4 separate regions of the Mus musculus genome follow, and all the other regions are linked to region 3. The links are chromatin loops, found by intact Hi-C in ENCODE. Cell type or tissue: heart. All regions are shown on one strand. Region 1 holds the start of Gm38989 (a long non-coding RNA gene). Region 2 holds the start of Nudt19 (nudix (nucleoside diphosphate linked moiety X)-type motif 19). Region 3 holds the start of Gpatch1 (G patch domain containing 1). Region 4 holds the start of Faap24 (Fanconi anemia core complex associated protein 24).

Region 1 (8,000 bases), 81 kb before region 3:
AAGATGGTTTTAAATGGTTTATAAGGTTGTAACTTCAATTGTGAGTCAAAATATCTGCATTAGGAACACCGCCTCACGTGGCTCCTGCATTTTCTAAAGCTCGCTGGGTTTATCATTGTGTGTTTTGTTTGGATTTAGGTGTATCCCTGGGGAACATTCTTTAAAACTTCAAAGTCTCCCCCACCTTCCAAAGCCCTGGTCGCAAATGCTCTCAAGGGGTTCCCATGTGCCTGTGCTCTTGGCAACCACAGCCCAGGCCTTAGAATCGGGCCCCACACGGGAGCACCTAGCCATTTGGATTTTTATGCATGCTGTAGATGTAGATTGACGATCGGATTTGATGCTACAGACCTCCATTTTGGGACTTTACTCAGCCTCGCCAAGCTGTTCTCAGTATGCAGATTGTTGCTACCCACTGCGCGGATTCCGGGAGGAAAAATCAGCATGCTTTGCAGTGCTCAGCGAAGCCAAGAGCAATGCTCAGCGAAGCCAAGAGGCTGTGGAGACTTGTCACCCCTGTGGAAGCACTCAGGGGACAGCGATTTGGCCGACCTCAAGGAGGCAAAGGCTAGCAGGGAACACAACGTCTTCCGCTAAAATGTCTTCCGCGCTGACAGAGGAACGGTTCTGTGAGAGGGCTCGCAAAACAAAAAGGGTCGTGCAAAAAAGAAGAAAAGGTAGCACTCAGGCACCGCTGGGATTCGAACCCAGGATCTCCTGTTTACTAGACAGGCGCTTTAACCAACTAAGCCACGGCGCCGCCCGCACGGCCTGTGCGAGAAACCAGTTCCCATTTCTAGTGACCTCATGAGCTTTGCTCATGCGTACACATTTCCGTGCTAGCAGCGGGGCGCATGCGCAGTGCAGTTCCTCGCGGAAACGGACTTCCGAAACCCAAAGGAACACTGGAGATTTAAATAGGCTTTGCGGAGTGGGCGCCGTGTGATGGCCTTGGTTTCCGAGCCACAATAGCACCACTTTTTGAACTTCTTCTGCCAGTCGTGAGAGTTCATCGGCTGAGACTCTGGGAATTTCAGCGGAGCCCCCAGCTGCCCCAGAACCTCCCAGTGCTGCCCGGTTACTTAGTCTCTTGGATGTCATCGCAAGTGAACTGTGGCCATCCTTGCCAGCCCAGGCTCATAACTTCTGGACTGCTTCCTTAGGAAGCGGGGGTGGGGGGGGGAGGGGGGAGGGGGAGAGAGGGAGAGAGGGAGAGAGGGAGAGAGGGAGAGAGGGAGAGAGGGAGAGAGAGAGAGAGAGAGAGAGAGAGAGAGAGAGAGAGAGAGAGAGAGAGAGAGAGAGAGAGAGAGATCCTGAGCGGTACTATGGGCGATTCGAAGAACCTACAGGATGTGTGTGCTCAAGTCCTGGCCCTCCCCATTTAGGTTTGCCCTAATCAGTCTGGGGTTGCCATGCCAACCGTCCCTCCGACAACAAAATCAAGCAGCACTACTTACTGATGCATTCCTCTGGCTTTACTCCAGCAGGAGACTCCATTTGCTGAACTGATCTATGCAAAAATAAATGCTACCTGCACAGAAACGTAATAACCTAGATGTCCGTCATCGAAGAAGGTGTGGGTACAGTATTCTAATCATCCCTAGAGCTAAGGTAATGACGAATACACTCACCATGATCTTAGTGAAGAAAGAGGCCTCAAAAGTATCTAGGGGTGGGATGAAGAGATAGCTCGGTGGTTAAGAAGGCCCAAGGGTCAGTTCCCAGCACCCACATGGCAGCTCACAACCGTCTGTTCCAGGAAATCTATCATCTTTTGGACTCTGTGGGCACTGCGTACATGAGAGTCACATGCATGCGTACATGCATGCATGCGTACATGCATACATACATAGAGGCAAAACACCCAAGCACATAAGGAGGATGGAAACCGCTACCAGAGAAGACCCTTCAGCACCATTACATAGAGGACCAAGCTCCTAGCTCTTCAGCCTGGAAGGGAGAAACCACATTCAAACCACAGCAGTCACAATGCCTTGCCCCTGTGCATCATATTCCCTTAGCAAGCATGTTCATGGATTGCACATGCCAGTCCCAGTGGCCAAAATGAGATAGCTGAGCACCAGGCTATAAAGCTCAGAAATAGAAAAACTGCCTCTACAACCCCCCCCCACACACACACACACACTTGTTTTCCAGAAGAATCTAGATTTATTCTATATTCAAACTAACAGTGCTCGCCTCTGAAGGGCTCTGTGGTGGGCAAAGAGGCAGCAACATTCTGAGAGTCCAGTCAGGGCTGGCCCCTGCCTCAGTCTGATGAGTGCATTCTGCTGGGACAGAACTCAGAGCAGAGCCCTCCCTGAAGAACACGGCACAACGTACAACAGGTGGCCCGTGCACCAGTGCTCAAAAGGGCTCAGCGGCCATCAGCTGTCAGACTTCTCCAGTGACAATGACGACGAAGATGTTGACGAAGAACTAGACAGTAAGCTAGTTCTCTCCTCTCTCCGGCAGTACAGACACATGCTGGAGAGTTGGGAATGGAGGTCACTTTCTAAGGTGGAGAAAAGCTGGTCACAGTTCCTGCACTGTGGTGGGGCATTTTCAAGAAACAGAAACGATGTGCAGGTCAGAGGAGATCAAGCTGCGAGTGTGGAATCCCATTCCCCACCACCTGCCAGCCTGGATGCATCCCAGGCAAGTCCTTCCCTCTCTGAAGTCTCTCACCCCACAAACTGCCCAGGGAAGACTGGGAGCATCAGACGTGGGTTGCTGCCCAGCCTTTCCCTCCAAAGCTAGGAGGGTACCCAGGGCTGGACCTCATGTAGCCACGTGCTTGGGAGGAGGAAGACAGGGTTGTGTCCAGCCCTTGTCAGGTGTTCTCTGTACAAAGTGATCCAGAGTGGAACTGTGGGACCCAAGGAGTGTTCTGAGTCCTTGATACTCTGAGGACAGCTGACTTACAGAGCAGAGAGTTAGAAAGAAGCAAGGCAAGTAGATAAGGATTTGTTTTTGTTTTTCAATTGTAGGAATTAAACCCAGGCCCTCTTGAATATGTTAGGCCACTGAGCTACATTCCCCCATAACCCCCTCTGTGTGTGTGTGTGTGTGTGTGTGTGTGTGTGCATGCATGCGCGTGTGTGCGCGAGTGTATGCATGAGAGGGTGGGGAAGAACGTATATATGTGTGTTTTATTTTGAGACAGGTTCTCAATATCTCAGGCAGGCCTTAAACTTAAATCCTTTGCCTCAACATTCTGAATAGCTAGTATTATAGCTATGTGCCACCTGGCTAGCAGACAAGTTTTCTGAAATAAACAGGGTGTTTGTTTATCATTTATTTGTTGTTTGCTTGTTTATTTTTAAATGCCATCAGATCCCCTGGAACTGGTTATGAGCCACTGTGTTGGTGCTAGAATCAAATCTGTGTCCTCTGTAGGAGCAACAGGGGCCCCAAGCCACTAGGCCGTTTTTCTAGTGCCTGTTTAATTATTATTTAGATTTTGGAGACAGTGCCTCACTAAATGTTATAGTCTGATCTTTGACAAGGAGTAATCCTTCTGCCTCAAGCTCCTGTGTGTTGTACTTACAAGAGGGAGCCACCTTGCTCAGCTCCAGACAATAATTTCAATGATGTGGGATCTGAGTATCCTCTTCCACTCTGAGTCTCTTTCTGGTTCAAGCACCTCCCAGCACATACGGATACTCTCCGATCTCTCATTGTTACCAACTAGCAAGCCAGTGATTGAGGCGGAGACTCTCAGGCCATGTCAGAGGCCTCTCAGGGAATCCCAGCATACACACACATACACACAAGTTAAGAGCCCTTTCTATTCTTCCAAAGGATGTTTCACAACTGCCTATAGCTCCAGCTGCTGGGGCTCTGCATTCACATAACTCACTTGCACATGTGTGCACACACACATACACAAACACTCACAAACACACACACTCCACAGACACATATACACATACACACTCCACAGGCACATATACACACACTCACACACACACAGAGAGAGACACACACTCACACATAAATACATACACACTCACACGTGAGCACACACACACACACAGCAGGCAGGAAGCACACCCTTAATCCCAGCACTCAGAAGATGGAGGCAGGGCTGGTGAGATGGCTCAGTGGGTAAGAGCACCCGACTGCTCTTCTGAAGGTCCAGAGTTCAAATCCCAGCAACCACATGGTGGCTCACAACCATCCGTAACAAGATCTGACTCCCTCTTCTGGAGTGTCTGAAGACAGCTACAGTGTACTTACATATAATAAATAAATAAATCTTGAAGAAAAAAAAAAAAAAAAGAAGAAGAAGATGGAGGCAGGTGGAATTCTAGGCTAGCCTGCTTTACATTGCTAGGCCCAGGCCAGCCAGGGCTACACAATGAGATGCTATCTCCAAAATAAAATAAAATAAATCTTAAGGAAAATGAGATAATCATAGAGGTTAGGAGTACAGCTCAATGGGAGAGTGTTTGCCTAGGATGTGAAAAGCCTTGTGTTCTATCCTACAATTAACAAACAAGCAAATAAGTTGTATGCACACTTACAAGCCCAGCACTTAGAACAATAAACAGTTTCAGGCCAGCCTAGGATATGTATCAAAAACCCGTCTCAGAGAACAAAATGAATAACATAAAGACCCCAACACACTCCCTTCCCTCCCCTGTGTGTGTCTTCTTCTCATGTCACTCACCGTGGGACCATTTTCCTGTATCTATGCACTGGTCTCATCTTTTAGGACTTGAGTACCCACAAGGCTGGGATCCCCAGGGGTCCAATGATGTTCGCTCAGGAAATAAGCTGAATTGGTGAAGATGGGTGGCTTAGCTTCACCTAATACCAACCTGCCTGACTTTTAATCCCATGGCCTTTTTGTTTTCAGAAACCAAAGGAATTTTGTCAATTTCTTCAATATTCCATAGTCTCATGGAACTGTCCTGAAACAAGGTAAACAGTAAGCCAGGAGTCACAAAAACAGACAGACAGGAAAACAAAACAAAAACAAAAAACCCAAACCAAACCACTATGAAGGCTGTGGGTAGCTCAGCGGTAGAGTATCAGACTCTCTGTCCCCCGGCATCACAGAAGCCAGGTATGATGGCACATGCCTGTAACCCCAGCACATGAGAAGCAGAGGCAGGAGGATCGGGAGTTCAGGGCCAGCCTGGGCTACATGAAGACCTGTGGTACAGCTGTGCCATGGGATAGCATTCTGTGTTCAGAACAGATGAGCTGCCAAACCTCCAAAGCACATAGAGATACAAAACACATATTGTTGAGCAAAAGAAGCCCGCCTGAAAAGGCTGCAGGCTGTAAATTTTATGTATCCAGCGTTCCAGGAAGGCAAATAGTGCAGACTGAGAATAAACAGAAGTTCCTGGAAAAACAAATCACAAAAGCCACACCTTCCACTAAGCCTTCTGCAAGGCTCATTAACTGATTAGACCTCAAAGGACTTGGAGAGGTTGGAATGTTGCAAGTCCAGAGCCAGATCATCACGGCATCTCTCGCACCTCTGAGAGCCCTCCATGACCCACCTCTGATGTCATCTACCGTCTCTGTGGCTGTGAAGTCAGTCTTTTGGAATGTACAAACGGACACCTCACTTCTATCAACCGAAAAGCTAAGCACTGCCAGACAGGAGCTGTAGTCGAGGCCTCCCTGTTATCCGTGACTTTCCATCAGTCAGTTTGGGAATGACTTCTGGTATCCCTTGCTCCATTATTAGAGAAATGTGATGGAAACTGTTAACCACGGTGGAGCATGGGATTTGGCGTAACCTGGTTCTGTACTCTTCTGCCACGGTCGCTCATCTTTGACTTCAGAATAAACTGCCCCTTATCACCTTTGAAGTGAGAGTTGCATTTGTGTATGTGTGTTGTGTGTGTATTCTGTATGGAATATGTTGTGTGTAATATTGTAGTGGCATTGTGTGTACTATGTGTATATGTGTGCTGTGTATAGAATATGTAGTGTGTTGTGCGTTGCCTTGTACTGTGCATTGTGTATAGTACGGGTGTATGTGCGCTATGTGTAGTGTGTGTTGTATGTAGTGTGTGTCTGAGTGTTGTGTGTAGTATGTGTAGTGTGTGCTGTGTAGTGTATATTGCATGTCTCCTGTGTGGTATGTGGGTGTGGCATGTTTTGTGTGTGTGTGTGTGTTAAGAGACAGTTAAAATAGAAACAGTGGCTGGCGGGGGTCCTGGGGGGAAAAGGAGTCTGTATGAAGCAGAGCATAAGGGGTCTTTCAGGCAGTAAAATTATTCTATAGTTCTACGGGCTATTGTAATGATGGATACATGGCATGTGTTTGACAAAACTCACAGAATGTACAATAAATAAATAAATAAATAACCAAAGTGGCACACACCTGTAATCCCAGCACTGGGGAGGGCGAGGCAGGAGATTTACAGTTTACCATCAATCTGGCTGACTGACAAGGCAGACTTGGGAGTGGGAGTCAGAGAACACAACATTGTGAACTCTGGACTTTCTTTTTATGCTAACAAAAATAATTCCAAAAAGATAGGCAGTTTTCTAGTAGCCTTGATTTTTACCCCAGTGAGATTCCCTTTCTTTGCTGTGCATCCGGTGGAGCTGTAAAGTCCTAAGTCCGAGTTGCTTATTATGCCTGTTTGTTAAGGCAGCAATAACATCTCATTGTGTGTTACATTTCCTAATTAAGCAGAGGAAACTAAATGTCTTATAGAGAGACAAACGCTGAAATTTGGAGAGCAGCTACACTGGAGAAGAGCCAGGTTTTATCAGTAGTCACTTTCTACAGTATATCAAGTACTTTGTTAAGTCTTAGCAACATGGTCTGCTACAAGGACCCCACAATGAGATGTTTCAGAAAACCAGAAACAAGCAAAACCACGATGGGCTGGAGAGATGGCTCAGTGATTAAAAGCACTCACTGCTCTTGCAAAGGACTGGATTTCACGTCCCAGCACCCACGCTGAGCAGCTCACAACCACCCATAACTCCCCTTTCTGCCCTCAGAAGGCACTGAACACACATCACACTCGCACATGCACATGCATACACGCACACACACATGCATGCACATATTGTATTTTAAAATCACCCCTAAGCTTTTAGATACTTTGACTCCAAACTTTGGAGTTTTAAATTCCTTCCAGGCTTCCTGTGAAGATTTTAGTAAAATGCAGAAAGCATAGAGCAAAAGCTTGCTAAGAACTACCTAAATTCAAACCGTTGTTGTATTGTTGTATTTTTGTTTGTTGTTTGTTTTTCAAGACAGGGTTTCTCTGTGTAGCTCTGGCTGTCCTGGAACTCGATCTGTAGAATAAGCTGGCCTTGAACTCACAGAGATCTGCCAGCCTCTTGCCTCTTGAGTACTGGGATTAAAGGCAAGTGCCATCACTTCATGCTTCAAATCCGACTTTTCTAACTCATCTGCACATTTAACACACAGTGCAAATGTAAATGTTGTTGAAGCCATTCACTGGGTAAAGTAAGCTCTATACCAAAGCAAATGAGAAGTTAAATGGGGAACCTGCCTGGCTCCTATCCCAGATCTGGCATTACAGACATCAAATCTTGCTTTTATGTGGGTTCTGGAATCCGAACCTGGACCCTCATGCTTGTGCAGCAAGTCCGTTATCAACTGAGCCATCTCCCCAGCCCCTTAATGAATTTTTATTCTAGAAAAGGAAGATAGCATCTTCCTTGAACACATGTCTACAATATGGCTATCATCATTTCTGGCCTTTGAAATGATTTTAAAATGTTAGCCTGTCCGAAATTTATATTTTTAAGGCATGAGACAAGAATATCCCTGACTTTAAAATGTACTGAGGATCAGAGGAGAAAGAAGGGTAATAAAGTTGAGTGCGGCAACACAGACCTGTAATCCCAGCATCTGGACGACCAGGAGCTCTGGGTCAGCCTGGGCTAAGTATTCCCAGAGCTTGGGCAGTGAATGCTGGAGGACCAGGAGCTCAGAGTCAGCCTGGGCTAAGTATTACCAGAGCTTGGACAGTGAATGCTGGAGG
Region 2 (8,000 bases), 240 kb after region 3:
TCAGTTGCCTCTGATGGGGACAACCACTGTAAGAGACAAAGGGAGAAGCTTTGTAAGATGTATTGAGTCACCAGTCAGATCTGTGGTCGTTAGATGGGGATACAAGATCGATTTGATGTGAAAAACATTAACTTATCCAAAGGCCTTGCTAGAGCTCTCCGAGACAGCATAACTTTCAGAGGCCCAGACACTGCCATGTACCAATCGCCCTGCTTAGTCAGGAGGCTGAAGCAGGAAAATTGCTTGAGTCCAGGAGTTGAAGTCCTGCCTGGGTAAGATAATGAGGTCCTGTCTCAGAAAGAAAGAACCGGAGGCTAGAGAACTGCCTCAGTGGTTAAAAGCAGTTGCAGCTCTTCCAGAGGGCCAGAGTTGGGTCCCTAGCATCTACACAGGACAGCTCACAACCATCCATAACTCAAGTTCTAGGGGATCCAATGCTCTCTTCTGGTCAGCTGCATGCGTGTTAAACAAAAATAATCAATAACAACCAAATAATAAGTATAAATAACAACACTTAACAACAATAAAATGCCAATTAAAATATTAATAATTAGTAAATAAAATTCAAAAATCCTTTCAGTCACAAGAGCTAAACCCACACGTTACACAGCAACTCAATAAAATCTAATTTTTTTTTGGTTTTGTTTTGTTTTGTTTTTTCGAGACAGGGCTTCTCTGTGTAGTCCTGGCTGTCCTGGAACTCACTCTGTAGACCAGGCTGGCCTTGAACTCAGAAATCCGCCTGCCTCTACCTCCCAAGTGTTGGGATTAAAGGCCTGCGCCACCACTGCCTGGCAATAAAAATCTATTTTCAGACACCAAAAATGCCTAACTATAAGTAAGTAAATAAATATATAATAGAATGAAGTGAGCCCACCTATCTGCTTAAAGTCAATCCCAGTCCAAGAGCACTGGGGGAGACTAAGTAGCATCCAGGAGTCTTACTGACTAGAGCAGACTGGAGCAGACTGGGGCAGACTGGAGCAGACTGGGGCAGACTGGAGCAGAACTTGGAAGGCTCACTTAGTATCTGGTGAGCATGTGCCGAGAAGTTCTACCCAGAACTGAACTCCACAGCTCTACTGACTACTTACCTGGGCCTGATGACGCCCAGGGAAAGAGCAACTACCTGGGAGGTTGCTGACTAAATTCTTCATGCTCACCTGGATCCAAGACGTTTTCTAGTTTTCCCCAGCAGTATATTCCTGACAGAGGGAAAGCCTTTTTTGAATGTAAGGAGCTTTTCCACTCAAGTGAGCAGGAATAGAACCACAGAATAGAACGTCAGGGAAATGAGCCCCAAGGATGAATGCTACTGTGGACCCACTTGCAAACCATTTTAAACACACCTCAAAAGGGTAAAGTCCATCTCTAATAACTTAACTGCCTTCCGGGGAGAGTGCAACACTAGTTAAGAGAATAGAACAAAACCCTGCATCCAGCGACCTAAAAACAATGCTAACATGCACTCAAAAACTTCAGAGCATGCTGACGTCAAGCGCAGGGAAATGCAGTCCATAACTAAAATGCATGCACATGCATAAAATAAAATCGTTTGTTAAAAAGACAAATTTAGGGCTGGAGAGGTGGCTCAGTGGTAAAGAGCACTGACTGCTCTTTCTAAGGTCCTGAGTTCAAACCCCAGAAACCACATGGTGGCTCACAACCATCTGTAGTGGGATCCGATGGCCTCTTCTGGTGTGTCTGAAGACAGCTACAGCAAGAGTACTCATATACATAAAATAAATAAATAAATCTTTTAAAAAATGATGAAGTTAAAAACAGGGTCAAAGAGAAGCTCAAGGACAATTTTTACTACAGTTTAAGAGCACAAAGCTATAGATCTCAGCAGGTGCTAGCAGAAGGGAGATGGGGTGGATAGAGAGAGAGAGAGCTATGCTTTAAGTGGTCACCTGGTGGACGGGGTTAGCAGAGTAGCTTTAGAGAATGTCTGGGCAAGCACACCCAGGCTTTGGACAGTACTTCAAGGAAAGGATGAAAAAGGCATTTGTGAGTGACTCAAGAGAAGCAGGCAGGTCTGCATCCTCCATCACAGAAGCTCTGTAAGTATCTGTACCAAGAGGCCCCTGAGAGGAAGTCTAGGTTATGGCAAACTGACAAACTCCTGTTCTCAGCAGTTCCATTGGTCCAAAGATGTAAAGGAACTATCAACATAATAAAATAAAAAGGAAAAAAATTCAAAAAAAAATTAAATTAAAAAAAAAAGGAAAAAATTCGCTTTATAGTTAGTTACTTTTTATTCATGTATTTTTGCCTGCTTAGAAATCTGTACACCAGATGAGGGCCAGAAGGGGGCGTCAGATCCTCTAGTACTGAGGTTACAGGCAGCTATAATGCTTCCAGAAATACTATTTACAGTTGATATTTCATTTAAAAAAAAAAAAAGCAAACTTAAACAATTGAGCTGGGTGTGGCAGCACACGCCTTTAATCATAGCATTTAGGAGACGGAGGCAGTCAGAACTCTGAGTTCAAGGTCAGCATGGTCTACAGAGTCAGTTCCAGGACAGCCAGGGCTACAGAGAGAAACCCTGTCTCAAAAAAACACAATCAAATATTAAAAAGCAAAAAAACAGCCATTGAGTTTACTCAATTGGAATACTGAGAGGAAAAGGTTGAAATGAGTGAACGAGGCATCCAGGTCCAGTGGGAGGCCAAGCTGTCCAACATATGTGTAACTGCAGGTACAAGAAACAGGGAGTGGCGCGAGAGACTGGCTCAACTGAGATCTGGAGAGGAAGCATCCCGCAGAAGGCCTGAGTTCAGTGCCCAGCACCCATTCAAGGTAGCTCACAACCTTCCTCAACTCCTGCTCCAGGTGATTAGACACTTCTGGCATCAATGGGCACCTGCACTCACGTGCATATACTCTCACACCAGAACACAACTTAAAATAAGTCATTTTGTTTATTTTACAAAAAGGAAAATAACGGGCAGTTGAAAACATTTTTTTGCATAAATAAAAGATGAACTTGAAGCGGTGGCACACTCAAGACCTCGGGTCCTAGGCCTGAAGCCTAACTAACTGTGCCTGGTGCATTGCAAGTGACACGAAAAAGAAAGGGAGGGAGGGATGGAGGGAGACAGACAGACCAACTCGCGCGCGCGCACACACACACACACACACACACACACACACCTACCACGCGTGCGCATGCAGAGAGAGAAAGGGGTTAGAAAAAGGAGAAAGATGGAAAGGGAAAGGAGAGAGAAAGCGAAAGACGAAGGAAACGGGAACAGAGAAACAGGAAGAGATGAAGAAGGAAGAAGAAAGTTAATGACTGAAATCCTATAATGTGTTCTAGAAACCCGAATGAAAACGATTTAGGGCATGAAGTGAATTGGGAAGTGTCCAGAACAGGCAGTTGGGAGCATTGCCGCGCCCCCGCTTAGGGTGAGAGTTGAGTCCTTGAGAGCCTAAAGCAAGGTCACGCACGTGCGCCTTTGGTCTGGGGTAAGGCTCAGCGCATCCCGGGGGGCGGGTCCCGCGACCCCTACCTGGTAGCCCACCACCTCGGCCACGTCGGGCTCCACGCGCGGAATGTCGCGCAGGCAGCACAGGAAGAAGGTGGTGTCGAAACGGCGGATGGTTCGCCCATACGGGGTGAGCCATCCGCCCCAGTCGTGCAGCGCCCAGATGTCAGGCGTGCAGTCTAGGTGCGCACACAGCTGGAGGAAGCAGCGCGGGTCACTGCGCACGCGCGAGCGCCATTCGGCCAGGCCGGCCGGAGGCGACAGCGCCTGACTGGGCTCCTGAGAAGCTGGAGCCGCGTCCCGCGGCCGCAGGAGCAGCACCCCCGCCTCCTCGAAGGCTTCGCGGATGGCACAGATGCGCAGCGCTACGTCATCGGGCAGCGCCGCGGGGTCCGCGTCGCCGTGGGACAGCCCGGGGAAGGGGGGTTGCCGAGGGGGCTCCGGGCCTAGGCCGAAGCGCGGCGGCGTGTGCCGAGGCGCGAACAGACGCACCCAGTCGGGTGAGCTGTCGGCCGCGTCCAGCACGCCGCCCGGGAAGACGTGCGCGCCGGGCAAGAAGCGCTGGTTTTGTGCTCGCTGGAGAAGCAGCAGCCGGAAGCCGGCCGGGCTCGAGTGGGTCCAGCCTGCTGCCAACATCACGGTGGCTGCCCGCCGCCAGCTGCTCGAGCTGCTCATGGCCGGCGTCCTTCAGATCCCCCTTAGGAAGTGGCCGGGTCGTAGAGTGGTGTCCAGAAGCCCTATAAATGTTGAGGGCCTGAAAAATCCGGCCTGGCGGCTTCCGGAGGTTTACTTGTGGGAGGAGCGTGATTCCCGCGCCAGAGCACCTCCTCGAATGCCCTGCGCTTCAGTCAGGGTCATTCTCGCCCTGTCACAGCCCTGTCACAGCTGCTGCAGTCACCAGCCAGCCTCTGGGAGCACGGGTGCCAGTGTGGAGTGGAAAATAATTTCTAGTTGTGAACCTTTCCCACTAAACGCAAACGACTAGGACTTTGTCCCCTACGCTGGCCTGTTGCCTGTATAGGAGGTTCCAAGGTGTCTGGAGCTCTCTTGAACCATGCTAATAAACGAATGGGTGGATCAGATGCCAAGTTAGACTAACTACTCTGTAGTTTGAATGTCTTTGGCTAGTCCCTGTCCCTTGGGGTAGTCTGTCTTAAGTTGTAGATGTTGTTATTGCCTGAGCACCTGAGGATCAGGGAAAATTATCTTAGTGTGATTAGTTCTCTTTCTACGTGGGAGATGTTTAATCCTAGACTAGCAATGCTTCCCCCTCCTCTCCAACCTTTTTTCCTTTTTTCTTTTTCTTTTTGTTTTTGTTTCTTGTTTTGTTTTGTTTTGTTTTTAGACAGGGTTTCTCTGTGTAGCCCTGGCCGCCCTGGAACTCACTCTGTAGACCAGGCTGGCCTCGAATTCAGAAATCTGCCTCCCAAGTGCAGGGATCAAAGACATGCGCCACCACTGCCTGGCTTCCTCTCCAACTTTTAAGTGGCTGGAGGACTTGCACTTCTATTTTGTTTTTTGGAAACAGCTTGTTTCTGTCTCCCTTTTTGCAGCTCTCTCTCAGTCACCAACTCTTGTAAATCCCATCCTAACTGATCACATATTTTTAGGGTTTCGGATGAGTTAGGCTGTATTCTTGGGGCTATAGAGATGTTTTTTGTTAGTTTTGAGAAAGTATTATTATGTAGTCTTGCTTTTTTGGGAACTTGCTATGTAGACGACCAGGCTAGCCTTGAACTCACAGAGATCTATCTGCTTGTCTCTGCCTCCCCAAGTCTAGGACTAATAAAGGTGTGTGCCAGCCTCATCATTTTGCAGTTGACTTTGGTTATTTTTAATGTTAACCTGTCTAAAGATGGAGCTGTCTGTGTACTTACTGCATCTCCAGAAACAGAAAATGGGGCCACAGGTTGAGAAGTATCTGCCCTTAGTAAGATAACCTGCCGCCGCCGTCTATCTGTGAGCCAACAGACTACCCTTGTCTAAACTGATGCTCTTGGCACTGACACGGGAAATTTGAGCTGAAATTTATTCTAAATCTATTATAGAGCCCAGGTGTCATTATGGGAACTTTTTTTTTTACACTTATTACTTACTTATGCAAGTGCCATTGAATGCATGTGGCGCCCAGAAGACAATGTATGTCCTGGGTCATCAGGTTTAGCTGCAAGTGCCATTACCTGCCTCCTGCCCCTTCCCCCAGCCATCTCACCAGCCCCCTACATTAAAAAAAAAAAATCCTCTTTCCTCCAAGTGGTAACAGGATGATTCCCGTGTCTTTAAAGGACATACTGACAACTGTACAGTGACTCAGATGTGTGGGCCTGGCCTGGAGGCTATAGAATGTACTAGGCAAGAAACAAAAGCTTCAATGAAAAGAATGGTAATAGAATAGGAAAAGGGGACTGGTTTAAAGTGCATTTGGGAAATAGACAACACAATGTGGTACTTGACTGACTATGCAGAGCAATGGATAGGAAGGAGTTAAGTTCTGACTTAAGAGGCTGGTGACCTTCCCAGAGTGATAATATTATGTGTGAGACACTGCAAGCTTTGTCAGTATACTTGTGTAATACTTGCCAACGCCAATAAGGTTAAAAAGTTACTACTACAGATGCCTAACCTGTTACACAAGAGATTAAACTTTTTCAGGAAGGGCACATTCACTAAAATGGCTCTGTGGTTTTGTGACCCTTAGTGTTTGGTTTGATAGCAGCAGTCTTGTTCCCAGATTCTGGCCACTCTAGAACAAATCAACCAAGGCCTGGAGTACAAAGCGAAGCAGCAGACGTGGTGCTCATGCATTTATTTTTGTAGTGCTAGAGGGTCATAACCACACCTTTGGCTGTGCTAGGCAAATATCGCACCTCTATACGGCATTACTGTGGTAATGCCTGTGGTTTTCTGAGACAGTGCCTGACGGTGTAGGCCAAGACGGCCTCATGCATCTGATTGTTCAAAATCAGCCTATGGAGTCCTAATGTGCATCTGCACAGTCAGAAAGAAGCTGGGTTTTTCATTTATTTGTGTGTGTATGTGTGTGTGTATTCGAGTGTTTGAATTGCACAGAAGTCCATGTGCCTTCAGAGGCTAAAAGAGGTGTCTGATACCCATGGACCTGAAGTCACAGGAAATTATGAGCTGCCAAAGTAGGCTCTAGGAACTGAACTCAGGTCCTCTGTAAAAGCAACAAGCACTCTTGACCACAAGCCATTGCTCCAACCCAGAAACTGAATCTTAACCATCTCCAAAGCCAGCTCACCACCATCGCTGTCTGCTCCGTAGGCTTTGTAGTGACGCATTACCATCTTCATGAAACCAGAGATGAAATCGCGTTCTGGATTGTAGCCAAGAATCCAAACAGAAGCAAGGAATTGAACCTCAGCATCAAGAGAGATACAAATACAGAGCTAAGCTTCCAAGCTCAGGGAACTAATCATGTACTAACTACTCCAAACCATCGTGACTTAAAACAATAAGCATTTGTTATCCCTTCTGTGGATAAAGAATTTGGGAAAATTTGGTTGAGTGGCTTTGACTCCGTGTCTCCCCTATGAGACTTGGGTTAGCATGTCATCCAGGGCCTGACTGGGCTCAATAGATCCCGTTCCTTAATGAGTCACATGACTGAATTACCACATGGGGCTTTTCCATTTGGCAGCCTGGCTATCAGAGATTTGTTGGCTCTGGTGTCTCTACAGAAGTTACACTCTGTAGAGGAGTGGTTCTGATCCTTTGATTTAATTGGGGTATCTGTGCTTACTGTGTTTGCTGAAGGTCCTTGCCCTCAATTGGTTTTTGATCTATCAACAAAGATGCCACTGGCCAATGACTGGGTGGAAAGAAATAGACAAGACTTTTAGGTTTCTACAGGCTAGGAGAGAGGAGGGGGCAGAGGAGGAGAATTGAGCTACGTGGGGGAAAGAGTAGGAACAGACTTGGAGCTGCAGGGGAACTTTTCCAAAATGTAGGCGGAAAGGGAAAACAGCCTATGGAAAGACGGCCTGAAAGTGTCTTGGGTAGCAAGAAGGTAACTGGGCAACTGAGCTGAGGGCAGACTTAGAGGTGTTGAACTATGTTGGTATTCTGTCTGGACTTCACCCCCACAGTTACCTGGCAGTAGCCAGGTATGCTCCTCCCCAGTTACCTGGCAACTGCCAGGGAGGCCTGGCCCACTATAAAAGGGGCTGCTTGCCCCCTCCCCCCCCTCTCTCGTTCTCTTACTCTTGTCTCTCCCTTGCTCCTTGCCTCTTGCTCCCCCTCTCTCCCCCTCCTTTTCCCCCCTCTCCCCACATGTCCATAGCCGGCCTCTACTTCTCTACTCTCTCCTTCTCTCTGCCTTTCTCTGCCTTTACTACCCTCTTAACTCCCCTCCCCATGCCCTAAATAAACTCTATGCTATACTATACTGATCGGTCATGTGACTGGTCCCTCAGGGGGAAAGGAATGCCTTGACATGGGCCCGCCAAGACATCCCCTTACCTCACACCTCACCAGGACATATTC
Region 3 (8,000 bases):
GGGAGAGAGGAGGGAGGCCAGGAGGGAAGAAAGGGAGAAAGTTCTAAAGCTTCTAACATTGAAGTTACAGAGTATTTCCAGGAAGGCTGGAGAGATGGCTCACCAGTTAAGAGCACTTGCTGCTCTTCCAAAGGACCTAAGCTCAGATCCTAGTACCCACACCAGGCAGCTCGCAACTGCCTGTAAATAAAGCTCCAAGAAACCTAATGTCCTCTTTTGGAGGCTCTTCCCAAACAAGAACATGTACATGCACAAATAATAAAATAAATCTCTCTAGATCTAAAAAAGAGAAAATCCTACAAATCAATGCCTTTTCCTTTCACCCCAAAGCATAGTTCAACCAGTTTATTTCATTTCTAACTTTTGTTAAAAACCAGAAGAACTGGAGGGTCTGGCAAGACGTCTAAGTGGATTAAAGCATTTGTTTCCAGGCTGGCAATCTGAGTTTAAGTAGGAGAGAACTGACTCCTGAAAGATGTTGCTGATCCCTGTGCACAAACTGGGCACATGCATACCCTCTCAAGTAATAATAATATAATTTAAAACTAGAACGAATTTGAAAAATCCAGGTCAAACAGCTGATACCTTAACGACATAGCTCTTCTCAAGGAAACAACTATACCACCAGAAATACAGAAACGATCTGAACGGATGTCCAACATGAATGCAAGACCCTTGACCTCCTTCATAGCTACTGTCTAACCAGTGTTCACAGCACCCTGTCGCTCCCTACGGCCTCTTCCGTAGCTTGTGAAGGATGCTATCCAGTAACATCACACATTTCAGTACTCGCAAACCTTGTGCTTTTGTTCCCTAATAAACCTGAAACTCCTCCAGTCCAAGATCTTTACCATCTGATTCTTTACATTCACAGGGTGTTGTGCTTGTCGATAAAACCAATTGATCTCAGTTGTATTGAACAAATAGGCTAGAATTAGAGACATAGTTATGATGGTCATGTTCCACCCCACAGTCTACTTGGAGAAGAACTCTGCAACTAGGGTTGAGGGGACTTTACACCCGGGGTAATGGGTGTAGAGTGGATATGGACGTAGAATGTTATAATATGCTGTGCAAAGATTATCCTTTATTATTCCTACACTGATTTCTCTGTCTCCGTATCTGTTTGTAATCTGGACATGGCATTTTAATGCTTATCCTAAGTATCTCCGGTCTTGATGTTGTAGAAACATTGCTCCCATTTATTCTCTGATTTGTCAATAAAAGCTGCTCTACCAATGGCTGAGCAGCTCAGAGAGTAGGGTTAGTCTTCAGATCCCAGCCAAGGGCTTGGCAGAGAGAGAGAGAGAGACAGAGAGAGAGAGAGAGAGAGAGAGAGAGAGAGAGAGAAGAAGAAGAAGAAGAAGAAGAAGAGGAGGAGGAGGAGGAGGAGGAGGAGGAGGAGGAGATTCTCTGTGAGAAGTAGGTCAAGGAGACACCATGGGGACACACCTAGAGATGAGAAAGCCAGACCAATACTAAAGTGCAAGGATCGAATGGGTTTTGGCTGGGACATAGCCAGATTAGTTTAGAAGAATAGAGTAGATTAATTACTCCTCAACTATTATGCTGTAAAGCTTGGTCAAATAAACCTCTGTCTCATTTATTTGGGAGCTAGCTGGGATAGAGAAAAATTATCACATAAAAATGCATGAACACAGATATCTTTGAGGAAACACAAGGGCAACCTTCAAACATACAAGAACTTGCACAGAGACTCACCTATCTTTCCCTTTGGTCGTCAGAGGTTAGGGTTAGGATCTGGCAAACATTTCTTTCTTTTTTTTTTTAAGATTTATTTATTATTATACATAAGTACACTGTAGCTGTAGTCAGATGCACCAGAGAAGGGGTCAGATCTCATTATGGGTGGTTGTGAACCACCATGTGGTTGCTAGGATTTGAACTCAGGACCTTTGGAAGAGCAGTCAGTGCCCTTACCCGCTGAGCCATCTCACCAGCCCCCCCCTGGCAAACATTTCTAATGATTAGAACTGCTTGGGCTGGGGATATAGCTCAGTTGTGGAATGCTTGCCTAACAAGCACAGCTGCCTGAGTTTCACCCTCAACACCACACACACGGGGCAGGTAGCACACACAGGCCTGGGGTCCCAGCACTTGGGAGGCAGAAACAGGAGGACCAGAAGTTCAAAGTCCGTCTTCACCACACAAAAGTTTGAGGCTAGCTTGTGCTGCATGTGACTCTGTCACAGAGGAGCTGTCTAAGACATATGTGATATGTGATGTGCAAAGCTGTAATCCCAGGACTGGGAAGGCTAAGAAAGGAGCATAGTCCTGAGTTTAAAGCTAGCCTGGTCTACATATTTGATAAATAGAAGGCCAGCTTGGACTATATAGAAAGACCCTATCTTATACCCACTCCTGCCAAAAAATAAAAATAAAATAAATTTTAAAAAGGCAGTAAGAGCTAAATACCTAATAAAAAATGGAACAAAACAAAACAAAAAAAAAAAAAAGGCAGTAAGAGTCTCAGTGAAAATGTCTCAGAGGTATAGCCAACAGGTCAGGATGGGAAGCAGGAGGCGGCAGTGGGGGGAAGCCTCACCAACAAAAGTCTACAGGTAACTTCTGGTCCACCACTGTGACTCCTCTATCTTCCCCACAATGTTAGCACTCCCATCAGCGGTATGGACACCCAGTAGATAAACCTAGTCATTAAGTGAAACAGACCGGAAACGCCACAGAGCCTTGCTTCATCTTACCTTCACCCCTGTATTTCTGTATTTCACGAGCAACTCCAGTCAACACCGGTCAAGTCTGCTCCATGCAAAACCTACTCAACAGCTGTTGCTGCTAACTCTCCAGTCCACACAACCACAGTCTCCCTGCTTCATTCCTGCCCACCCCCCAAGGAAACTACTCTCAAAATTAAAGCAAACATAATGTTAAAACATGCATCCTGCCAGGCATGGCACTACACACCTTTAACACCAGCACCTGAGAGGCAGAGGCTGCTAAAATACTGTGAGTCCAGCCAAGTGGAGCTAGCAAGGCCCTGTTCCCCCCCCCCCAAAAAAAAAGTAAAAGGGAAGAAATGCATTTCTCTTTGTGTAAACTGAACCAATACCCGTAGTATAAGAGCCAAACTCCTGGCTGGGTGTGACGGCACACAGCTGCAAACCAAGCACATGTTACACAAGAATAGGAGGATCAAGAGTTCAAGTCCAGTCTGGGCTATAAAGTGGGGTTTGATGTCAGCATGGGTTACATGAGACCCTGTCAGAAAAAGGAAAGATTCCAATTCTTGGGGTTGGATATGTAGCTCAGTTGTAACACACTAGCCTAGAATGCACGAGGTTCCCTCCTCAGGGACACACACACTCCAGATTCCTTACCATGGCAAGGGCCACCCACACGAATCCTGACTATCCCTAGACTGCTAAGCTGTCTGCCACTTTAAGGGATTTCCTATCTCAAGTGTTTCTCCCCAGATTTTCCAGGTCTGGTTTCTTTTACTTTCAAGGACGGGTGCAAACGTTGCCTCGGGACAAGAGACTGACTGACCGCCCTCCATCATACCCATGTTGCCTAGTCATTCCTGCATCTCCCAGCCCTCCGCGTCCTTCTCTGCCCCCCGAGAACGCGGCGCCCAAGTGCAGTGCACAAGCCTCTCCAGCGTGTTCCCTGTGCCCACAGCGAGCGAGCCCAGACCCAGGACGAGATGTCGCTGTCGCCCACGTGCTGGACTCTCAGCCTGCGCCCTTCAGACACCGCCGGCCATCGGACCCGCACCTTCGTCCAGAGGCTCCAGGCCCGTTCCATAGCTGATCAGATCCTCGTCGCTGTCACTGTCCAGCGCCGCCATCCTGCTCCTTCCGGGCTCCGCCCCCTCGCTACGGGAGCCTCTATAGGCCAAAAACATTCAGTTTCGCTTCTGTGAACTGGAGCATTCTATAAAGACTTGTTTGAGGGGGAAATGTCACCTCCTCCTCGCAAATCATAGTCCTATGCAAGTCCGACTGCAGATAAGATTTGTATCTGTGCCGGGAAGTGATAGCGCACGCCTTTAATCCTAACAGTCAGGAGGCAGAGGCAGGAGAATCTCTGAGTTCGAGGCCAGCTTGGTCTACAAAGAAAGTTTCAGGACAATGAAAGCTACACAAAAAAACCCTGTCTCGTCTCGAGAAAAAAAAAAAAAGAAGAAGAAGAAAACGAAAACAAACAAACAACAAAAACAATATTGGTCTCTGTACACCCCATCCTGGCTCTGCCATGCGCCTGAGTACTGGAAGGACACAGCGATAAGATGCTGGAAACCAAATATTCGGACGCAGGGCAGAGTCTCTGTAATTCCGTACAGCCAGTCCTGCGACTGGCTCCTTCGCCCCTGCTTAATTGCCTCAGCCAGCAATAAGTGCCAACCCGATCTTCCACCGGTCCCAACCAGCTTCCGGAAAAGTGCTTGCCCAGTGGCCACTGTCTGGCCCTCTACACCGGAAATGGGAAGGAACCAACAGGCAGATGTGTCTTTAGTGCACATCGTATGAATCGGGCCACACACACACTCACACACAATATACTTGTCATCTTTATATTTGCAAAAGTGAGGCCCCCTCCTAGACTTTTGGAAGGATTTGCCGACCCTGAGAATATCAGAACCCTGCACGCTAAGGAAATTGGTGAAAGACAAGAAACAAGATATCAAGCATGGATAGAGAGCTGGACATCAGCCTAAACTACACAATGAGACACTATAATAAATAATCAAATAATTAGAAAAGAGAGAGAGAAGCAGACCAAGTGGGCTAAGAATGAGAGGTCCTTCAGAAAATCTAAGGTACAGACATCTGCCAATGGGCGCTGTTATCTCACTTCACAAGCTTGGCCAAGACGTGGGGGGGCGGGGGGGGGTGTGATTCAGCCTGGCTTGGTGACTCACACTTTTAATCTCAGCACTCAAGAGGCAGAGGCAGAGGCAGAGGCAGAGGCAGAGGCAGAGGCAGAGGCAGAGGCAGAGGCAGAGGCAGAGGCAGAGGCAGAGGCAGAGGCAGAGGCAGAGGAGGCAGAGGAGGCAGAGGCAGAGACAGAGGAGGCAGAGGAGGCAGAGGAGGCAGAGGCAGGGGGATTTCTATGAGTTTAATGTCAGCCTAGTTGTCTAAGTGAGTCCAGGGCTGCCAGGCCTCTGTTACATAGAGAAAGTGTCTCGAAAGCAAATAAACAAACAAACAGATGGTTGTGAACCACTGGGAATTGAACTCAGGAAGAGCAGTCAGTGCTCTTAATCACTGAGCCATCGCTCCAGCCCCTTCCTTTAATTTTTGAGAAGCTCATAACAATGCAACAAAGCAGCAATGCCCGCTGATCATAGCCACTCCCAATGAAGCCTTTCTTACCGCCCTTGTTGGCTTACAGACAACTCTATGTCCCTCCCAACAGTGACCTAGCAATAGCTTGCTGTCAAGGACTACTCCCTACCCACACCCCTCCTCTCTCTCTCAATCTCAATCTCTCTCTCTCCCTACCCCCATTCCTACCCCCGTTTTTTCCTCCTTTTCTCTCTCTCCCTTTCCTCACCAATGTTCCCACATGGCCTCTCTGTCCTCTATCCCAGCTTTCTCTGTCCTTGTGGCTCCATCTGCCTCTGCCCCTTCTCCAGGTCCCTGCTCCCCCCCCCCGCCCCCCCCTTCCCTTCCCCCACAATAAACTTTCCGTATACTATGTCTGTGATTTTTTTCAGGAGGACACCTTGGCATGGGCCTGCCAGGTACCGCATTATATTTCATGACACCCTTTCCACTCCTGCTGATGTCCTTCTGAATTAATTCCTCTCCTACTTTCTCGTGCATGCATGGGTGTGTGTGAGTGTGTGTGTGTGTTGTACAGTCGCCACAGCTGCCATGTGTTCCTGTGTTTGTGATTGCAATGACCCTGTCCTAGCCAGTAGACAGTATTTCAAGACACTCCTCACCATTTCTCTGGCTCTTTCCATCTTTCTTATTTTGTTTTGTTTTGTTTTTTTGTGTTTTGTTTTGTTTTGTTTTGTGGGGTTTTTTTTGTTTTTTTTTTTTTGTTTTTTTTTTTTTTGTTTTTTTGTTTTTTTTGGTTTTTTTTTTGAGACAGGGTTTCTCTGTGTAGCCCTGGCTGTCCTGGAACTCACTCTGTAGACCAGGCTGGCCTCGAACTCAGTCTTTCCATCTTTCTGCTCTCTCTTCCAGAGTGTCAGCTGAGCTTGAGAGGAAAGCAATCTGAACATCAGTGTAAGGCTGAGCACTCAACAGTCCTTTTCATCGCCCTGACCAGATATGAATGATTTAACCACAGCCCACTACAGAACGGGATTCCTCTGGACCCGGATGCTGTGACACACACCTTTAGCCCCAGTAGTTGAGAGGCAGTAGCAGGTAGATCTCTGTAAATTCAAGGCCAGCCTGGTCTTCATAGTGAGTTCCAGGTCAGCAAGACTACATAGTAAGTAAGACACTGCTTCAAAAACAAACAAACAAAAAACTCGAAAGCAAAGAAGCCTCTTTGACCAAAGAGAAGAACAAGGTTGGCCTGCATATAAGCATAAATATTCAGAAGGCAGTTTGACTACATGACCATTTAAAAATCATTAGCAGTAAATTACCAATGAAGGCCTTTGAACTGATTTACAATAACAGATGTGTTTCCTCCCAGATGTGTTTTATCCCAATTAGAAAGTGAATGGTAGGTTATCCCCAAAGCTGTCATGTCACTATGGCACTAGTGGGCATATCTTGCCTGGAAGGTCACTATTATAGCACATGGGGTCATGCGTGGGTAAGATCACTGATAGCTTTTCTCCTTCAGAGGCCTACATAGCACCTTCCAGTATTATAAACTCTATTCAGAAGGAGGCTTCCAGTTCACATCCAGTATAATCCCTGTGTCTCATGGGGTATTTATCCTCAATGTGTTTTATCTTCAGCAAGGACTTGATTTGTTTTCTTCTTCTTCTTCTTCTTCTTCTTCTTCTTCTTCTTCTTCTTCTTCTTCTTCTTCTTCCTCCTCCTCCTCCTCCTCTTCTTCTTCTCATTCTTCTTCTTCTTCCTCCTCCTCCTCCTCCTCCTCCTCCTCCTTCTCCTCCTCCTCCTCTTTCTCCTCCTCCTCTTCTTCTTCCTCCTCCCCTACTCTTCCTCCTCCTCTTCCCTCTCCTCTTCTTCTCCCACCTCCTTCTTCTTTTGTGAGGGAGGGATTTTTGAGACAGAGTTTCTCTGCATATCTTTGGCTGTCCTGGAACTCACCCTGTATTCCAGGCTGGCCTCAAACTCACAGAGATCCACCAGCCTGTGCTTCCAGAGTGCTGGGATAAAAGGCATGCACCACCACTACCACCTGACTATTTTTTGTTCAATAGTGATTGTGTGTGTGTGTGTGTGTGTGTGTGTGTGTGTGTTTAGTTTCATATAACTAGGTGTGTTGTTGACAGGGTCTCACTATGTACCGCTACTAGCCTATAACTCACTATGCTATGCAAACCAGGCTGGCCTGAAATTCACAAAAATCTGCCAGCAATTAAATGTGTACACCACCACACCAGTCTGTAGTTGGGTCTTACCATCTAGTTCTATGTGAATGAAGGAGAGATGGAGGAGGAAGAAGAGGAGGAGGAGGAGGAAGAAGAACATCACTGCTCCTAGAAGTGATGGAGGAGAAAGTTTATTCTAGATAAAGGGAGAACATAGCCAGAGGCAGGTGTTAGCATTTTGTCTAAGTTCCGCCCAACAGTTACCTAGCAACAGCCAGGTGTGCCTAACTCACTAAAAAAGGGGCTGCTTTCCCTGCTTGTCTCTTTTGCCTTCTTGCTCTCCCTTTGTCCTCTCATCCCTGTCTCTCCCCATTCCCCTCCCCCGTCCCTCTAGTGCTCATGGCTGGCCTCTACTTACTTCTCCCCCCTCCACCCCCCCACCCCGTCTTTCTCTGTCTCTATTGCCCTCTCAACTCCCCTCCCCATGCCCTGAGTAAACTCTATTTTATACTATAAGTCATGTGGCTGGTTCCTCAGGGGGAAGGGATGC
Region 4 (8,000 bases), 78 kb after region 3:
CAGTGCCGCCCGCGACCCCCAAGCCCCACCAGGTGGCTGCCCAGACAGACACCGAGGCAGGGTGACTGCGAGCCTCATCGGTCCTCTCCTTGTCTTTAGCCCATTGCCATTGACAGGGGAACTTTTCCTTCTTTTTAAATATGGAAACCAGACGCTGCAGTTTGAAGTCTGAAGGCAGAGTCAGCTGCGGGGCTGCTGTCGCTTAGGCTGGGTGAAGAAGGTGTGGATTTGCTGTGCTGCCGCGGGCCCCACGACCTCCTCCAGTTCTTGGACGGAAGCGTTGCTCAGTTGCTGGATGCTCGGAAACTTCTGGAGCAGAAGGGGGGCCTTAACTTTCCCAACCCCTGGGATCTGCTGCACTGTTTGAACAAGGGAGAGCTCGGAGAGCATGGAGCGCTTTTTCCTGAGGAAAGGGTTCTTGCTGGGCTCTCTGGTTTGCTCTTGAACCTGAATGGGAAAATTAAAGGAAAAGGATGTGAGCGCCCTCTGGTGGACAGGTAGTTTTTATTTTAAAAAAAAAAGTGTGTGTAGTTTATGTATGTGCACATGCAGTGCACGTGTGCATGACTGGGTGTGGGGGCCAGAGGTGGTCATTGGGTGTCTTCCTCTATTACTCTCCACCCTATTTGGAGAGGGGGTCTTTCTTACTAAACCCAGAGCTCCACAAGGTAGAAAGGCCAGTGAACTCCAAGGATCTTGCTGTCTTCACCTCCCCAGCGGGCTTTTTACACGAGCTCTGTCCCCCCCCCCCCCCCAAATATCTGTGTGGCTTGTTTACTGTGTCACGTCCCTAGCCCCTTAAGACAGTTGTTCCATGTCATTCAGTTTATATATAAATAGTGTAGCCCAGGATAGCCTCAAAGTTATGATCCTCCTGGCTCTCAGGGGCTTGTAGGCATGTTCCATGATCTTGCCTCCCAACACTAATTTATGTATTTTATTTGACTTTTGTGAATTTTTATTGGGGTTTGTCGTGGTGCCACAGCATGCATGTAGAGGTCAGAAGACAATTTGTGGGAAGAGACTCTCTTCTTCCACCATATGAGCTCCAGGGATTGAACTCCATTGAGCCCCAGGTGGCAAGTGCCTTTATCTTCTGCAGAGCTTGCCAGCCCATGCCACTGATTTTAAAACGTTTCCCAGGAGCAGTGGGCATGGCACCTACACTCCCGGTACTCAGGAAGCACTGCAAGTTAGAAGTCAGCCTGGGCTACAAAGTGCCAAGCCACCCTAACTATACAGTGAGGCTGGGATCGAAAGGCAAACAGGCTCCCTGGTAAAGTATAAAGAGCAAAGAGCTGGAAAACTCAGGAACAGGGAAAAGGAAAGGAAGCCAGCATCGATTGCGTGCTTATGGAGACCAGAGGTCAACCTTGCGTGTCACTCGGTCTCCATGCACCACGTGGTTTGAAACAGGGTCTCTCCTTTGCCTGTAGCTGGCTGATCAGGCTCAGCTGGCTGGCTAGCAAGCCACAGGCATCTGCCTGTCTCTCTCTAGGGGTAGAATTACAGGTATGTGTTGTCCTGTCCAGCATTTTCAGATGGGGTGGGGTGTCACACTCAGGTCCTCAGTTCTTGTGTAGGAGGTGTTGTAACCACTGGGCCATCCCCCAGCCTCAGGGTTTTTTGTTTGTTTGTTTTAGTTTATTTGTTGTAAAGAGATCAATGCATGCAGCCTATACACAGGAGTGCTGGAGCTTAGGCATAGTCTCGGAAATGCTTGTGATCCCCAGGACCTGGGAAGCAGAAGCAGGAGGATCAGGAGGAGTTCAAGGACAGTGTGGGTCGAGGCGGGGGTGGGGAGTGGACGCAGAAACAAACCAAGAAAGGCTGCTACTTAAACAGCGAATGGGACAAAGTGGCCCGGTGCCATCTTGCCCAGTGCAAATGCAGGATAATGGTGATGGCACCAGTGCAGCCTGGAGGCCAAAACCAGAGCTCTGACTGACAGCCTTCAGTCCTAAGTGCAACAGTTTCCGTAAACCAGGTGGAGGTGTCACTGGCTGGCAGAGTGTTTGCCTCTGCATGCAGTAAGTACTGAGCTCAACCTTCAGCACTGCCTAAGGCCCCGTGTGGTGACACACGCCTGCAATCTCAACTACGTGAGAGCCTGTGTCAAAGTTTATTTTGAAGTTAGGTGCACATCTTTAATCCCAGCACTTGGGAGTCAAGGGTAGGAGGATCTCTGAGTTCGAGGCCAGCCTGGTCTACAAAGTGAGTTCCAGGACAGCCAGGGCTACTAAAGGCAGCTTTGGTTAAGTCTGGATCTGGGGTAAATTGAGCATCTTCTGGACTTCTGGGATATTATAAAGGAGAAGTCTGGTACTTACCAAGTGGATAATGAGGCAGGATGCTTCCGACTGGCTGGCCACTGGAAGCAGCACCATCCCAAGGTCTAGCACAGTAAACTTCTGGACTGCTGGGAAATACTGTTCACTCATCTGGGTCTTCTCAACTATTATGATCCCTTGAAGATGTGAGGACTTCAAAAGAGAAGAACACAGCTCTGGTAACACAGTTCAGAAAGCTATCACTCAGCGCTTGGGACGGTTGAAGAGAGGGGATGCTAGATTTTAGCACCTCGGTACTTACATTTCTAAAGCGAGCGAGTCTTTTTCTGTAGCCATGTCCGGCCACCAAATCTGCTTCAGTGACATAGAGAATGCAAGATTTGCTAGACAGGTAAAAATCTGCTGATGCCAGGCCCTCCTCAAAAATGAGTCTAACTTTTCCTAAAAAACAGACAAGAAAATTCGTTTTTAGAAATTTCAGGTTAACAAGGCAGCAACAATTGAAATGTACTTTTTGTGCGAAGATTCATTTTTTTAAATGTGTGTATATGTGTGTATGTGTGTGTTCGTGCATGAAGGTACCCTGAGAAGCCATGAGAGGGCATCAAATCTTCTGGAATTGGAATTACAGGCAGTAATGAACAGCTCAGTGAAAACAGATGGGGATCTAGCCATCTCTAGCCCCCACCCCGCTTTTTGTTGGTTTGAGACAGGGTTTCTCTGTGTAGCCCTGGTTGTTCTAGAACTCACTCTGTAGATGAGGCTGGCCTTGAACTCAGAGATCCTTCGGTCTCTGCCTCCCAAGTGCTGGGATTAAAGGTGTGACCCACCACCACCTGTCCTAAACCTCCTTTTTAATAAAATAAAACCCAAAGATTTATATGTAGGTTTTGCTCGCATATGTCTGTGCACATGTGCAAGCCTAGTGCCCCCAAAGGCCAGAAGAGGGAGGAGTCTGACTCCTTGAGCCACCATGTGGGTGCTAGGAATTAAACCACGATCCTCTGTAAGATAAGCCAGTCCTCGTAACCACGGAGCTCTCTCTCCAGTCCCCTTTCATTTTAGTCTATGTAACTATTTTGAGACAAGTTCTCATAGCCCAAGCTGGCCTTGAACTTGCTATGTAGCCCCAGGCTGGTCTCTAACGCAATGATTCTCCTACTTCAGTCTCAGGAGTGCTGGGATTGCAAAGGAACATCACCATACCCAGCATTTCTCTCACTCTCTCTTTTAACGTGCTGGGAAGAAAGGGGTATGACAGAAGACAGCTCACTGACCTTGCATCTCCTGAGCCAGTTGGGACCCGCGCCATTTTTCACTAGCCACAATATGTCCTAGTGGCACGTGGACCGGACCGGTCCCATCAGGCGGGTTCCTTTCCATCCGTGGTTTTGGTCTAAATGAGGAAAATGCAAGGTCTCACTAGAGCAGGCGCTGTTGCACACAGTTCTACACGAAGTCGGGACCTCTTTGACAGGATCTGTAGAGTGGATTTTCAGGCACTGAGCTACTTCAACCGAAGTCTGAATTCAAGAGATTATTTATTTTCAAAATAAGACTGGGTCTTCTTATCACGCTTGGCTCTGTACTGATAGTTGACTCCAGCTGGACTTGAACTCAGCAGCCCAAGTGCTAAAATGACAGCCGGGCGCCACTACCCCGAGCTAAACCCGGGAGATTTCTGTTTGAGTGACTCCGTCCCTCTTTGTAAGCACCTCCCTTAGCTCTGGTGTCCTAACAGGACGCTTACGGTGGCTCTTCCATTCGGTCCCTGTCCTTCTATTCGGTTCCTGTCCAGGGCTACAAAGGCAGGGAAGCTCACTGCGCCGGGGTCTAGAATCTCCGTGGACCTCACCTGAGGCCCTGCCACTTCCGGGTTCCCACAGCCCGGGAGCCCTCTTTAAAATTCTGACCGCCCTGGCCAGCGTTTTATTGGGTGATAGGTAAAAGATGGGCGTCTACTATAGCCAATAATCGAACGGAAGTCTCAGCTTGCTTCCTCTCTGGCTGGAATTTGAATGACGCCTTGCTGGGTTGTCAAGAGCAACGGGTGGCAGTAAAATTGACTCTGATAGGCTGAGACTCAAAACAGAGCCAATGTGAGACATGCTTGTTGTAAAGTCGGGGGTCCGCGGGAGCTAGGCTGTGGGGAGCTGTGCAGGCTGCGGGGTCTACCTTCCAGCTAGTCCAGCGCCTGGCGGCTCAACCCGCAGCCCTCAGCTCTCAGCCAGGATGCTCCTCAGCTTCCGCAGGAACCGCCGGAGCCAGTTCGTGAGTAGTTCCAGGCCTTCGAGTGCGGTTAAAAAAAAAAAAGATTTATTTATATGAGTGATCTATCTGCATGTATGCCTGCATAGCAAGAGAAGGTGTCAGATCCCATTACAGATGGTTGTGAGACAACATGTGGTTGCTGGCAATTGAACTCAGGACCTCTGGAAGAGCAGACCATGCTCTTAACCACTGAGCCATCTCTCCTGCCTTCATGTGCAGGTTTTAAAGACTGAGATAGGAGCGAGGCGGGATCGCTATCAGGGAGCATTAAATTCCAGAAACCCAGACTAAATGTTCCAAAGAACCCTTCATGTCCAGAGCCTGCCACAGACAGGAATCTTGGCCTCCCTGTCAGGATTCTCCTCTTAGCCGGGAGTTCACTCCTGTCTTGGAGAAAACTTCCCCCATGAGTTGATTCCTTTCCTATTTAGGGTATATTAGCCCAGCTCACTTAGTTAATCCTCTCTGGAAAAGCCCTCCCACAGACACCCAAAGGTGTGCTTCATTACACGGTAGGTATAGATTAGCCCAGTTCAGTTGACAATTGAAATCGGTCAGGAAAGCTGCCGTGAGCAGGGAGGTGTGAATGAATCGGATAGCCATGATGGTGTGCCCCAGTGAGTGCCCTTGCCTCACCAATGGGGATTGGGAACAGCGGCAGGTGTGTGTGTAAAGACTCTTGTGGGGCCGGATCCCTAGAGTGACCTCAGTTTGGGAGGTGATGGTGGCCCAGGAGCAAGGTGATCTTCTCCCGGTGACCTGCCTTGGGTTTCATTTGTGCAGAACCACATCATCCATGGCTTCCTCCCCGCAGCCAGCATCGCTCCGAAGCCAGCGGTGCCACGCACACCCCCTCCTCGGAGCCCCAACCCTTCTCCAGAGAGGCCCAGGTAAGTCCCAAGATGAGCAGCACCGAGGGTCACGCCCGTGCTTGACCATCAAGTCCTGAATCCTGGAACTGATCACACTAGCCAAAAGGCCACAAGTAGAGGGCTAGACTATTACGCTCTGTGGTTACCTCTGCTCAGAGATGCACTAATATGGCTTCTCTGAGCATCAGTGGACTTGTCTGGGGTGTGGTACCTTCAATGGAAGATCTCAGATTTCAGGATTGGGTACAGTTGGTGCCTACTAAATATGAAGCACCAAATTTAAGTTAATCCTTCCATCCATCTTTCCTTCCTTCCTTCCTCCATTCCTTCCTTCCATCCTTCCTTCCTTCCTTCCTTCCTTCCTTCCTTCCTTCCTTCCATCTTCCCTTCCTTCCTTCCTTCCTTCCTTCCTTCCTTCCTTCCTTCCTTCCTCTTTTCTTCCTGGGAGTGGAAGCCAGGGCCTGTGCATGCTAAACATGTGCTCTACATATCTCAGCTTAGTGTCCATCTAGGTTATCAGTACTCTTAGGAAAACTGCACAAAAATTTCTTTCTAGGTACAATTCTGCCTTAAAAAACAAACAAATAAACAAACCCAACAACAACTACTACTACTTTGTGTTAAAAAGAGTGAACGTATTCCTTGCCAGATGGTGTTCCTAACCACCTAGTGTTCAGTGTAGTAGACAGCCAACTCTCTTTTCATTCCTTTTTTTTAAAAAAAGATTTATTTTATTTATATGAGTACACTGTAGCTGTCTTCAGACACACCAGAAGAAGGCGTCAGATCTCGTTACAGATGGTTGTGAGCCACCATGTGGTTGCTGGGAATTGAACTCAAGACCTTTGGAAGAGCAGTCAGTGCTCTTAACCACTGAGCCATCTCTCCAGCCCTCTCTTTTCATTCTTGGGATCGCTGTCTGTATCTGCCAAGATTTTAGACACTTGTAAACTTTAGACTTATTTGTTTCCTATAGGGTCTTGCTTTGTGGCCCAGGCTGACCTTGCATTCAAAGCAGTCCTCCTGCCTCAGCCTCCCAGAGTATGAGCCACTGTGCCTAGCTAGTCTGATTTGTTGTTGTTGTTGTCGTCCTTTAAATGTTTGTTTGTAGCCAGGCGGTTGGTGGTGGCACACTCCTTTAATCTGAGCACTCAGAAGACAGAGGCAGGTGGATGAGTTCCCGGCCAGCCTAGAGTACAAAGTGAGTTCCAGGACAGCTAGGACTACAGAGAAAAACAAAACAAAACAAAAATTATAAAGTATGTGTATATGCCTTTGTATGTGCGCATTTGTGTGTGTGTGTGTGTGTGTGTGTGTGTGTGTGTGTGTGTGTACTTAGATGTGAGTACCCTTGGAATCCAGAAGAAGAGGACATTGGATCCCATGGAGCTGCTGTTATAGGTAGTTGTGAACCACCCAGCGTAGGTGCTGGTGACCGAATCAGAACCTCTGCATGGTCTAAGGTATGCATTCTTTAACCCACTGAGCCGTCTTTTCAGTCCACTGCTACTCAGTTTTTAATCTGTAAATTGATTTGGTTATTAGCGATCACTAAGAGCTAGTTGCACTTTAGAGGACTACTTTCTGTGTGACCTTTGGTACTGGTATCTTCTGTGCATTTGATTAGAACATAAGCCCCGAGGGCTGGGGATAGGACTCAGTGAGTCCGCATTTGCCCAGCATACTGGGAGCTCCCGGATTCCCTCCTCAGCACTAGAGGAGGAAAGAGCTCTGTGCTGTTATAGTGTGTGATTTTGCTTGTAGTACAGAGTCTATCACACAGAGAGCTGTTTATTAGTGATCACTCTGTGTCAAGTAGCCCAGTGGGTATGGAACAAGCGATGTCTCTTCCACCCTTTCAGTAACACCGTAAGAGGGACTTATGGTCACCCCTATTTTGGGTCACCTGTGAGGTTCAGCTGTTGATCACCACTTAGAATGTCATGGCAGTAGTCCCACTGGCGAGGTGGTCTGCCCAGCTCGTCAGTGTTTGTCTTGCATCAGTGAGACTCAGGTTTATGCAGCCTGGGCACCCAGTGGGTTAGCTTTCCTTCCCTTGTCAGCAAAACAAATGAGATGGTAGCTTCAGGGTTAGCATGCTGTGGGCTCACTAGAAAGTCTTTTTCCACCAGGGCCTGGTGGATCTGTAGAGATGGCTCATCTGATGAGAGCATGCGTTACTTTTGCAGAGGACCTGGGTTCAGTTCCCAGCAACTACATGGGACAACTCCCAATTGCTTGTAACATCGGCTCAGCCTCCCCTGCCCTGCCCCCACTTTCGATAAAGAGATACAGCCCAGTGTTCTGCCTGTGTTCTGACCCAGAAGTAAGCTGGTGTTCTCACAATCCTGTCTTTCTGTTGGATTTGATAAGAGTGCTCACAGATCTTGGGAGAGCTTGATGCAAAACACAGCCCTTGGAATAAGAGAGAGTTTATTCTGAGCCGGAAATGAGTGGCTCTGGCCAGGGAACAGAATCCAGGTTCTGAGCTGACTCTGAGTGGTCCAGAAACACGGATCTGGCTACCTTGAATGCTATGCTTCAGTGCAGAAGAGAGTAATCTGTA

Evidence for each region. Hi-C counts contacts between places; a loop is a spot of excess contacts. Peaks named below come from ENCODE experiments on the same cell type or tissue, not always from the same donor. Only the 100,000 strongest peaks of a DNase experiment are listed, where the experiment ranks them.
Region 1: it touches region 3 in a loop (5-fold over the local background); 5 of 42 quality-filtered maps call a loop at or near these places.
Region 2: a loop joins it to region 3, with 3 times the contacts of the local background. A loop is called at or near these places in 2 of 42 quality-filtered maps.
Region 4: it touches region 3 in a loop (3-fold over the local background); 15 of 42 quality-filtered maps call a loop at or near these places.

The regions. Positions count from the first base shown.
Region 1 is chr7:35,234,084-35,242,083 of GRCm38, forward strand. Wdr88 (WD repeat domain 88) reads right to left here. Exons shown (of 11, transcript NM_001370886.1): 10 at 4,827-4,919; 11 at 2,150-2,549. The coding sequence ends at 2,388. It overlaps Gm38989 (a long non-coding RNA gene), which reads right to left and starts at 731. Exons shown (of 3, transcript XR_881960.2): 1 at 1-731. It overlaps n-TTagt9 (a tRNA gene), which reads right to left and starts at 760; the gene lies at 687-760. It also overlaps a transcript of Gpatch1 not described here. In heart, no CTCF peak of the experiment used is centred here; DNase peaks (open chromatin) are centred at 828 and 1,418; H3K4me3 peaks cover 1,964 bases; H3K27ac peaks cover 1,657 bases.
Region 2 is chr7:35,551,636-35,559,635 of GRCm38, forward strand. It overlaps Nudt19 (nudix (nucleoside diphosphate linked moiety X)-type motif 19), which reads right to left and starts at 4,293. Exons shown (of 3, transcript NM_033080.2): 1 at 3,519-4,293; 2 at 1-26. The coding sequence starts at 4,169. In heart, a CTCF peak has its summit at 2,308 (motif pointing right); DNase peaks (open chromatin) are centred at 3,796 and 4,326; H3K4me3 peaks cover 2,246 bases; H3K27ac peaks cover 2,510 bases.
Region 3 is chr7:35,314,588-35,322,587 of GRCm38, forward strand. Gpatch1 (G patch domain containing 1) reads right to left here and starts at 3,853. Exons shown (of 20, transcript NM_026181.1): 1 at 3,754-3,853. The coding sequence starts at 3,826. In heart, no CTCF peak of the experiment used is centred here; DNase peaks (open chromatin) are centred at 3,854 and 4,372; H3K4me3 peaks cover 1,479 bases; H3K27ac peaks cover 1,034 bases.
Region 4 is chr7:35,392,645-35,400,644 of GRCm38, forward strand. It overlaps Faap24 (Fanconi anemia core complex associated protein 24), which reads right to left and starts at 4,123. Exons shown (of 4, transcript NM_178643.5): 1 at 3,569-4,123; 2 at 2,593-2,732; 3 at 2,331-2,483; 4 at 1-447. The coding sequence starts at 3,674. The coding sequence ends at 181. Cep89 (centrosomal protein 89) reads left to right here and starts at 4,419. Exons shown (of 19, transcript NM_028120.3): 1 at 4,419-4,562; 2 at 5,346-5,452. The coding sequence starts at 4,524. In heart, a CTCF peak has its summit at 486 (motif pointing left); DNase peaks (open chromatin) are centred at 3,595 and 4,287; H3K4me3 peaks cover 2,547 bases; H3K27ac peaks cover 1,966 bases.